2 separate regions of the Homo sapiens genome follow, and region 1 is linked to region 2. A link is a loop called in an ENCODE intact Hi-C map of the cell type or tissue named here. Cell type or tissue: psoas muscle. All regions are shown on one strand. Links, peaks and the distances in the headings refer to the core of each region. The heading gives the core; the rest is flanking DNA.

Region 1 (4,404 bases), core at 179-4,178, 120 kb after region 2:
ACCTTCTCATTTGTGCCAAGCTTTAATAAGCAAATGAAAAAATATCTAATATTTTATTAATTGTAAGTATGATTTTCCCCTTTCATAGAAGTCCATGCATTGCTGCTAGCCAAAATAAAATATTACTGTTCTAACTTTAGTATTTTATTACATTGCATTTCATGTAATTCCTTAGTCAGTTTAAGGCCAATGCCATAAGAAGAAAATTGTGCAAGTTAAGCTAATATTGAGATTCTGAGTTCTGAATTTGTTTTTACATTTGTTTTGATAAAAGTGTGTTTGGGGGCAGGAAGCTAAAAGGACATTCACTTTTTCTAACCACGTCCTCCCACCCCACCACCAGGAAGTGCACTAGACGGTCCTGTTCTTACTAAAGGGATTAAAGTAGAAAAGATGAACATGGAAGGAAATAACTCGTAGGTTTGCCTGCAGTTCAAGTTACTAGAAACAATAATTACTGCGTGCCATACCCATTAAGAAATCTTAGTTGGTGACCCATTCACTATAATGTCTGAGGGCAGAGAATTTAGTCTGTTTCTTTTGCTGATGGAACCCCAATATCTGACACAATTTATGGCACGTAGTAGGTGCTCAGTAGACATGTGTTGAATTGATGTGTTTATTTATTTTATTTTATTTATTTATTTATTTTGAGATGGAGTCTCGCTCTGTCGCCCAGGCTGGAGTGCAGTGGCACAATCTCGGCTCACTGCAAGCTCCGCCTCCCGGGTTCACGCCATTCTCCTGCCTCAGCCTCCCGAGTTGGGACTACAGGTGCCCGCCACCACGCCCAGCTAATTTTTTGTATTTTTAGTAGAGATGGGGTTTCACCGTGTTAGGCAGGATGGTCTCCTGACCTCGTGATCCGCCCGCCTCGGCCTCCCAAAGTGCTGGGATTACAGGCGTGAGCCACCGCGCCTAGCCGAACTGATGTATTTATTGAATGGATTCCTGTATGATAAACTCCTTAACCAAGCATTCTAGGCTTTTGATCTCTGGCTTCACTTTATGTCTCTCATCTAAGCCCCATTGATATAATACAAGAATTTGCTTTAGTAAAAAAATTCCATATGTTGCTGCAGCCATTTTCTATGGCGGTCCTTTGAGCAGGGAGCTTGTGAACAGGACATGGATCTTGTAAAAGTGAGGAAGAGGCAGAACTGGCGCAGGACTGTGGAAGGGTGGGGTAAGACTTAGGTAACCAGACAGGGAAGAAGAGAGAACTCTGGAAAAGCAGATAGCCTGATAAACCTTTCCTTTCCTCTAAAACTGTATTCTGACTTAACTAAGCCCACAGGTCCTTCAGCTCATACAAAAAGAAACAAGTTTCATATCTTCATACCAATTGCCCACATACATTTGATTTACAAAGCAATTAAACGTATTTGATTTTGATGAATTATATCTGGGTCTTACTGCTACATTTTTCTAACCTGCCTAGGCTTTTTAAGTGGCTTAATAAGCTTTATTCCCTTGTTCTTAGGGGTGAAAAACAAAAAACAGATAATTCTGACCTTAACAGCCTAATATCTGAAATATTAAAATAGTCTAGGCCATATCTTTCCTTTCACTAAAATACTCCACCAGTGTTTAACCTGTAAGTGAAAATATTCTCCATGTAGTCTCAGTTATTTCACTATGTATTGGTTTTTAATATTTCATCTCTGTCTCACAGTGATCACTTAGTAGTAACTAACTTCGGAAATTAATATATTTTTAATTGCCAAAAAATTGTGTAAAGAGAAAAATAACAGAAAGAGAACCTGGGGTGACTTTGGCTTTTAACTGGAGCTCCTGGCACAGCCCACGCCTGAGGCAACCTTGGTGGTCTAGCAATATCGTATGCGAGTCTTCCGGTTGAACAGTGAAGGACATTTGTGGATCTGTCCATGACCTCTCTCCTTTATGCACTGCCAGTCTCCGGTGTCATCATTAATTAGCCTTCAGGTCTCCCATTTGTCTGCTAGAAAGCATCTCGGATAAGCCAAGTCAATAAATTGGAGCAGGCAAGCTGCCTGGCCTCCGGGGCGCGTGGCTCTGTGGGGACCGTCGGAGGGCAGCCCTCTCCTTTGATCATGTGGGGAAGTTTAATTCTTACAGGCCACGTGGGAATCCCAGCCCGTGGGGCTGCAGAGAGGGCCTTGGAGCACAGCAGTGGAGCTGCTCTCGTTTGTACTGGTTTCAGTTTCTAATTTCAAAACCGCGAAGCTCAGAGGCCTAGGGGAATTGTTTCCCATTTTGCTTCGTCTTTCCCCAAGACTTCGCCTGCATTCTTCAGTGAATTCTCACAATGGGTGGTGGAACTTCAGCACGGGAATGAAAATCATTATCCCTATGTTCTAAACAGGAGATTTGCACCGTGGCATATTTCCGTAAATACAGTGCCCAGCATCTGTAGCAAATAATCCCCAGCCATGACTCTCTTGCTGTTCTGACCTTGACATGTTTCCCAACCAATTTTAGTCAAACATAAAAATAACAAATAATATTTATGAGCCTGCTTGTGAGTGCCAGGCATTCTGCAAATCACTATGTATGTATTATCTTAAATATCATATCATGCCTGTGTTGCGGGAGGTCCCCATTTTGCAGATGAGAAAAACAAGCCACAGCCCACCTGAGTCCTAGTGGGTCTCAATCCAAGCACAAGCTCTTTACCACCCCCATGATATGGCCTCATAAAATTGGAGCAATTTGATGGGCACCGCATGGGCTCTGTCACCACATCTAGCACAAAGGGAGAGCTGCAGCGATCAACCCTGTGAATTCAGGCAAAAGAGAAAGTATTGCTTTTGTAATTGGGGAAACAAGCTCTGCCTTCAGCTTTGCTTTCACCAGGGAGAAGTAACCTTGAAGGAGTTATTGTCAGGCGTTCGATTATATCCTATTAGTAAATTGCAGGCATGTTTTATACTACGTTCATGAAAAACAATTCTATATAAATGAAATTGTTGGAATTTGAATATAGTAGAGGGTTAATTAAATAATTTAAGGAACTCCTCCCAATTTATATTGTGGGAAATCCTAGCTTTTCTTTAACTGTATTCTCAGAATCATAGCTGGAAATAATCAGGAAAGTTTATGTGGCCACAAATGTTCATTGAGAAATGCTGATTCCTTAAAACAGATGTCTTTCCTGCTTCCCTGCCTACCTTGAGAACTACCCAATCAGGATAATCATCTTTGTTACCTTTGTTACCTTGCTTATGACTCATGGGATGAGGTGGTGGACATTTCTGGGGGTCTTTAAAATACACTCAAACCTTAGATCATCTTGGGACACCTCACCATGTTTGAGGAGTACAGAGACACAGAGACGGTGACCCCTTGGTGCAGGGGAAGGGCAAGCAAGTCACATTGCATCTCTGGAAAGCCCACTTGGAGTCTGGGTCAACATTGCTAATATGTATGTATATATATTTTTTAGACAGGAGACAGGGTCTCACCCTGTGAGACTAGGCTGGAGTGCAGAGGTGTGGTCATGGCTTATTGCAGTGTCGACCTCCCTGGGTTCAGGTGATCCTCTCACCTCTGCCTTCTGAATACCTGGGACCACAGGTGCACACCCCCATGCCCAGCCAGTATTTGTATTTTTTGTAGAAACAGGGTTTCACCACTTTGGCCAAGCTTGTCTCAAATTCCTGGGCTCAAGTGATCCACCTGCCTTGGCCTCCCAAAGTGCTGGTATTAGAGGCACGAGCCACTGTGCCAAGCCAACATTGCTAATTTTATTTAAACTTTCCTACACGTGAGAATCTAGTTAAGATGAAGAAACCTTTTTTCTTCATCTACTTTTCCCTTTCTTCCTTTCTTTCTTTCCTTTCCCCTTCCTTCCTTCTTTCCTTCCTCCCTCCCTTCCTACCTCTTCCTCTCTCCTTTCTTTCCTTCCTTCCTTCCTTCCTCCCTTTTCTTTTTTCCTTTTCCTTCCTTCCTTCCTCTTTTTCTTTCTCTCTTTGTCTCTCTCTTCCTTCTTTCCTCCCTCCCTCCTGCCTTGCCTTGCCTTTGCCTTTGCCTTTCTTTCCTCCTTTCATTCTTTCATTCTTTCTTTCCTTTCTTGTCTGTCTGTCTCACTCTATCACCCAGGCCAGAGTACAATGGTATGACACTGCAGCCTCGAACTCCTGGGCAGAAAAAACCCTCCCAGATCAGCCTCCCATGTAGCTGGGTCTACAGGCATGCACCATCATGCCTGGATAACTTAAAAAATTTTTTTTGAGAGACAAGGTCTCACTGTGTTGCCAGACTGGTCTTGAACTCCTGGCCTCAAGTGATCCTCCCACCAAGGCCTCTCAAAGCACTGGGATTACAGGTGCGAACCACGACATTCAGCCAAGATAAGGAAATCTGATGCTTTCGCCAGATACATGGAGCTCTCTAGAGAAGTTTGGGGAGAAGTAAATGAAT
Region 2 (4,404 bases), core at 163-4,162:
TTCAAGGACAGGCAGTCAGAAAGCCTTCTGCTCTGATGTGCAGTCGGGGGAAAGGTGATGGTCTAACGTTGAAATTCCTAGTGATCTAAATATTTAGAGTGTGAAGTAGTTTGTAATTATTCGGAGTACATGACTGGCATGGATACTTGAGCCAGTTCATTTTTTCATAAAGGGTACATGGCACCAAACAAGCATGTCATCTCTTGTAACTGACAAATACATTCCACAAAACAGCAACATGTCAATGGTATGAAACGCTACAGCGGTCATGTGGTTTCATGTGGATGTTATACAGCTGACCTTGTATCATTAACCTTTATGGTTAGGTATTAACCTTTGAAACACTTAAGAAAAAATGATGTATGAGTTTTAAGGTTATCCTGTCTCTGCCTTTTCACATTATTAATATGGGCAGCTAATAACATTTAAAATAGAAAAATTGCCTGGGAGAAAAAAATGTAGCCATCTATAACCCTCAGTCAAACTAAAATTGAAGTGACATTTCAAGTTTGAATAGGATAGTTAAATGTTTATTTTGAAAATATTTCATAAATTATAGTCCATGTTTGATCAGTTAGGAAATAAGTCAGATTTAAATTCATACCTTCCAATTACTAGAGAAAACCTGAAATACGTAATTCTTATAACAATTATTCTTTCAAAAAGCACAAATTATGGAGATGAATATCAATCAAAAGTAATATAGTATAATCTAAGGTGGGGGAGGAAAAGAATGTGGTTTGTCTATATTCCAGGAGAAGAGAATCAAGTCAAAATGAGATCTGATCTTTTCCAAGTTATTCTGTCTTCATCTTAGTAGAGTGTAATTCCACATGCATCTTGATGTTCCAAGTATCATTAAACATCTAGTAATCAGAACAAATGTTCTGCCAAATTCCGTTTATTATTTTAACTGGTTAAGGCATTGAGCACTCTAGATTTATACATGTATAATTAAAATTTCTATTAAAAAATAAACCTAGATGGGAGATTTACATTTTTCTTAATCTATGTTTACACAAAGAAGAGATCTGTTTTTAAATATTACATCAGATCTTTGTGAATTCAAATAAATCAGTGTGACACTTTGCCAAAACTATTTGTAAAAATGATGGGTATTGATGCCCTGTGGTCAGGGAATCTTCTCTGTGGGGTTTTAGAATTTGCTTGTTACTCAAAAATACCCTTATTCCGGTTCTCACTGTTGTTTTCAAGCATATAAGCTTAGCCTCAACGGATACACTTTATCATTTGTACACTGTCAGCCCTTATATGTCCTCAATTGCAAGTATTCCACATGAAACAAGTGCAGCTCCAGAAACTTCTGCCTCTTCCTGGATAGATCCATAACTGGATATTTTTGGTAAGCTTAATTGCCTGTATACAGGAACTCAAAAAGAGCCTTGCCACCACAAAGAATAAATCTATAACCCCTATTATCGTGGGTGCTGTTTCAAGGCTCTTTTTGTTGCTCAGCGTATTTTCATGACCCCTCTTCCCATCATCTTGTTGTCTCTCAGTGAAAAATAACTCCTAACATTTGGATGCACATGGACGAAAACACCTGCATTGGCCCCTTAATGTTATTGAAGTGGGAATATATTTAGAACTATAAAAATTCTTACCAATTAAAATGTGATGTGCATTCACAGTTATGGCAATATTAATATCTTTATTTTGACCCATTTGAGATCAATTGATCGACTGTCATCTGGGCCCTGTCCATATTGTAAGATAAGTCAGTTGGGAGGGGCACTAAACAAAACAAACTTCCATGTCTGTGTGGAGATAGACCTGTCAATTTGGACTTAAGAGTGCCAGATTTGTTGAAAAGAATGTAGTCACAGTCAGCTATGCACTTAGCAGCTGTGACCTGGCTGAGGAATAATTGCAGTAATCATACAAATCAGTTTTTATCATGTATGTAACAGGCTGTTCATGGGCACTACTTAATATTACAGTTCCTTCTTCCTTGGTTTTCTTTTGCTAACAGAACCCAGTAGTCGTGGGCACTATAGCTTTAAGGATTTCTAACAGTCAACTAGGATATTGGAAGAATTCATTCATTCAGTGACCCCTGCTACAGTGATACATCAGTGAACAAAAAATAAAAACATGAGTCCCCATAAAGTTGACATATTTAAAAGATGGAAGGAGGAAGAGACGTTAGCACAGCAGGCAGGATAATCTCAAAGGGAGGAAGAGGACCAGGAATTTGTACTATCAGAGAATCCAAGAGGCTGTTCTCAAGATAAGCTGTGCAGAGTTCCAAAGGAGAATGAGGAAAAAATCCACCAAATTGGGTAGTTTAGGAAGCTGTTAGTTATCTATGTGAGCATTTTTAGCAAATGGTGGCAACCTAAACCAGCCTTTGGAGAAATTACACAGAGCGTATGGTAAAGATAAAAAGATAATAAGTAACTGCTAATCCTTTCGCGCAACATTTGTTAATGAATACAATGGGGGATTTTATTCTGAAGAAGGGATAGAGTTAAGGCAAATGTTTTGCCCTTCTTTTTTTTTTTTTTTTTTTTTTGGTGATGGATGAACAAACAGAGAAAAGGAGACCTTAAGCACTTTTTTAGGTAGGGGTGAAAGAAGACCTACGTATCAATAAATATGTTAAAAAATTGCTTGCAAAAAATGTCAACAAAACTTCAGTGTGTCTTGTACACAAGTGATTTCCTAGTTTTTATTGGATGATGCAATGAAGGTTACATTCTCATGACATATGGATCCTGCTTAATGCAATTTGTGTAGAAAAAAATGTTGAATTTCACTTAGCCACAATGTGTTCACGCTTTTCTCTAAGGCCACCACCATCTAAACAAACATATAAACCATACGTAGATGTAAGGGTTGTGCTCATAGCTTCTGATTGATAATGTACTATAATCCCAAATAGTTGCTGTTAGTTGTATCCAATATGATATTAATCCTTCATTGTTACTCAGAGTGTTTTTATATTTGTTGTGAAGTTTCTTCTGAGTTTCTTTCTCTCCCCATGAAAAATATATCAAGAAGCAAGGTGGGTATTATCATCCTCATTTTACAGAGTAGGAACCTGAGGGAGAATTTGCAGCTTACTATATTGATGGAATAATAGCCCTTATCTGTCTTGGAGACCCTTTTAAGTATAGGAGGAAACTGTGCTAATTGCACTGTGGGACAGACTATCTGTTTGATAGGTGGTGTTCTTTAAAACTAAGAAAAAATATTAATCTATTGCATAAAAGAAAATAAAAAACCCAAAGTAGTCCTTTAAGCTAAACCTAATCCTTGCATTGGAGGCTGGCTTAAGAAAAACAAAACTTAAAAAAAAATCTTCAAGCTGGCTTGAGAATAGAAGATAGTAGTAGGTCTTTTTTTCTTATAAAAGCAGAAACTTTTTTTGTTTGGAAGCATTTATGGATGAAATATGAAAAAAATCACACTCATCATAAGTATAATGCGGTAGAAAACAGGCTGTAGAGACAGGGGAAGAAATGAGACATCACGGTGTTAAATGGAACATAACATTGTGCCTAACACTTTGAGCTTTTAAATGTCATTCACCCCCTTGCCTGGCCATGTTCCCACGTAGCTGCAATGTAAGAATGATACTGAATGTGGCAGTACCATCTTAGAGGATTACTACTGATCCTGTCTTAGCGCTGAATTCACCTCGACAGAGAAACCTCTAAAAGATGGGTCATAGTAGTGCAAAATGCTGTAGTGTTGATGAAAGAGGTTAAACTTTTACCTCAAGAAATTTGAACACTTGAGTCTCTTTAAGACGTGAGTAATGCTTTAGATACTTTTCGGACTCATTTTACTCTACTTTCTGTGATAATGTCTTTTTTCAACAGAGAGAGATTTTGTTGCAGACAGAATCTTGCTGTGGAAGCCCAACTTTTATGTAACATTATATTAGTGTTCACTTATTTTACAATTTTTAATTCATCTAACATATATGTTTCACTTATAATATCAATCTTTAAGAGGTTTTTTCGATGAGATATAATTTTACATGTAATAAAAAAATTGCTGTTCTAAGTGTACCATCTGAGGTTTCACCAAAAATGTGCAGTCATGTAAACATACTACAATCAGGATGTAGAACATTTCCATTACCGTAAACAATTTCCCTGTGTCCATTGGAAGACAACCCCTCTTCTGATCTCAGGCTCCTGGCATCCATTGATGTTTTCTATCAGTACAGTTTTGATTTTACCAGAACGTCATATCCATAGAACCATGCAATATATAGTCTGTTGAGTCAGCTCCTTTCACTTAACAGAGTGCATTTGAGACTCATCCATATTGTTGGCATCTACCTGAAATCCATTTCTTTTTACTTCTGAGTAGGATTCTACTTGGTGCACTTTCCGCAGTTTTATTTTTTCACCAGTTGAAGAACGTTTG

Evidence for each region. Hi-C counts contacts between places; a loop is a spot of excess contacts. Peaks named below come from ENCODE experiments on the same cell type or tissue, not always from the same donor. Only the 100,000 strongest peaks of a DNase experiment are listed, where the experiment ranks them.
Region 1: a loop joins it to region 2, with 1.9 times the contacts of the local background. A loop is called at or near these places in 10 of 110 quality-filtered maps.

What each region holds. Positions count from the first base shown.
Region 1 is chr15:32,859,682-32,864,085 of GRCh38, reverse strand. The region is part of intron 16 of FMN1 (formin 1); the gene reads left to right. Among named protein-coding and RNA genes, the nearest start is that of GREM1-AS1, 140 kb to the right of the region's middle. In psoas muscle, for the core only: no CTCF peak of the experiment used is centred there; a DNase peak (open chromatin) is centred at 2,105; H3K4me3 peaks cover 550 bases.
Region 2 is chr15:32,983,111-32,987,514 of GRCh38, reverse strand. All of the region lies in intron 7 of FMN1 (formin 1), which reads left to right. Among named protein-coding and RNA genes, the nearest start is that of FMN1, 210 kb to the left of the region's middle. In psoas muscle, for the core only: no CTCF peak of the experiment used is centred there; no DNase peak of the experiment used is centred there.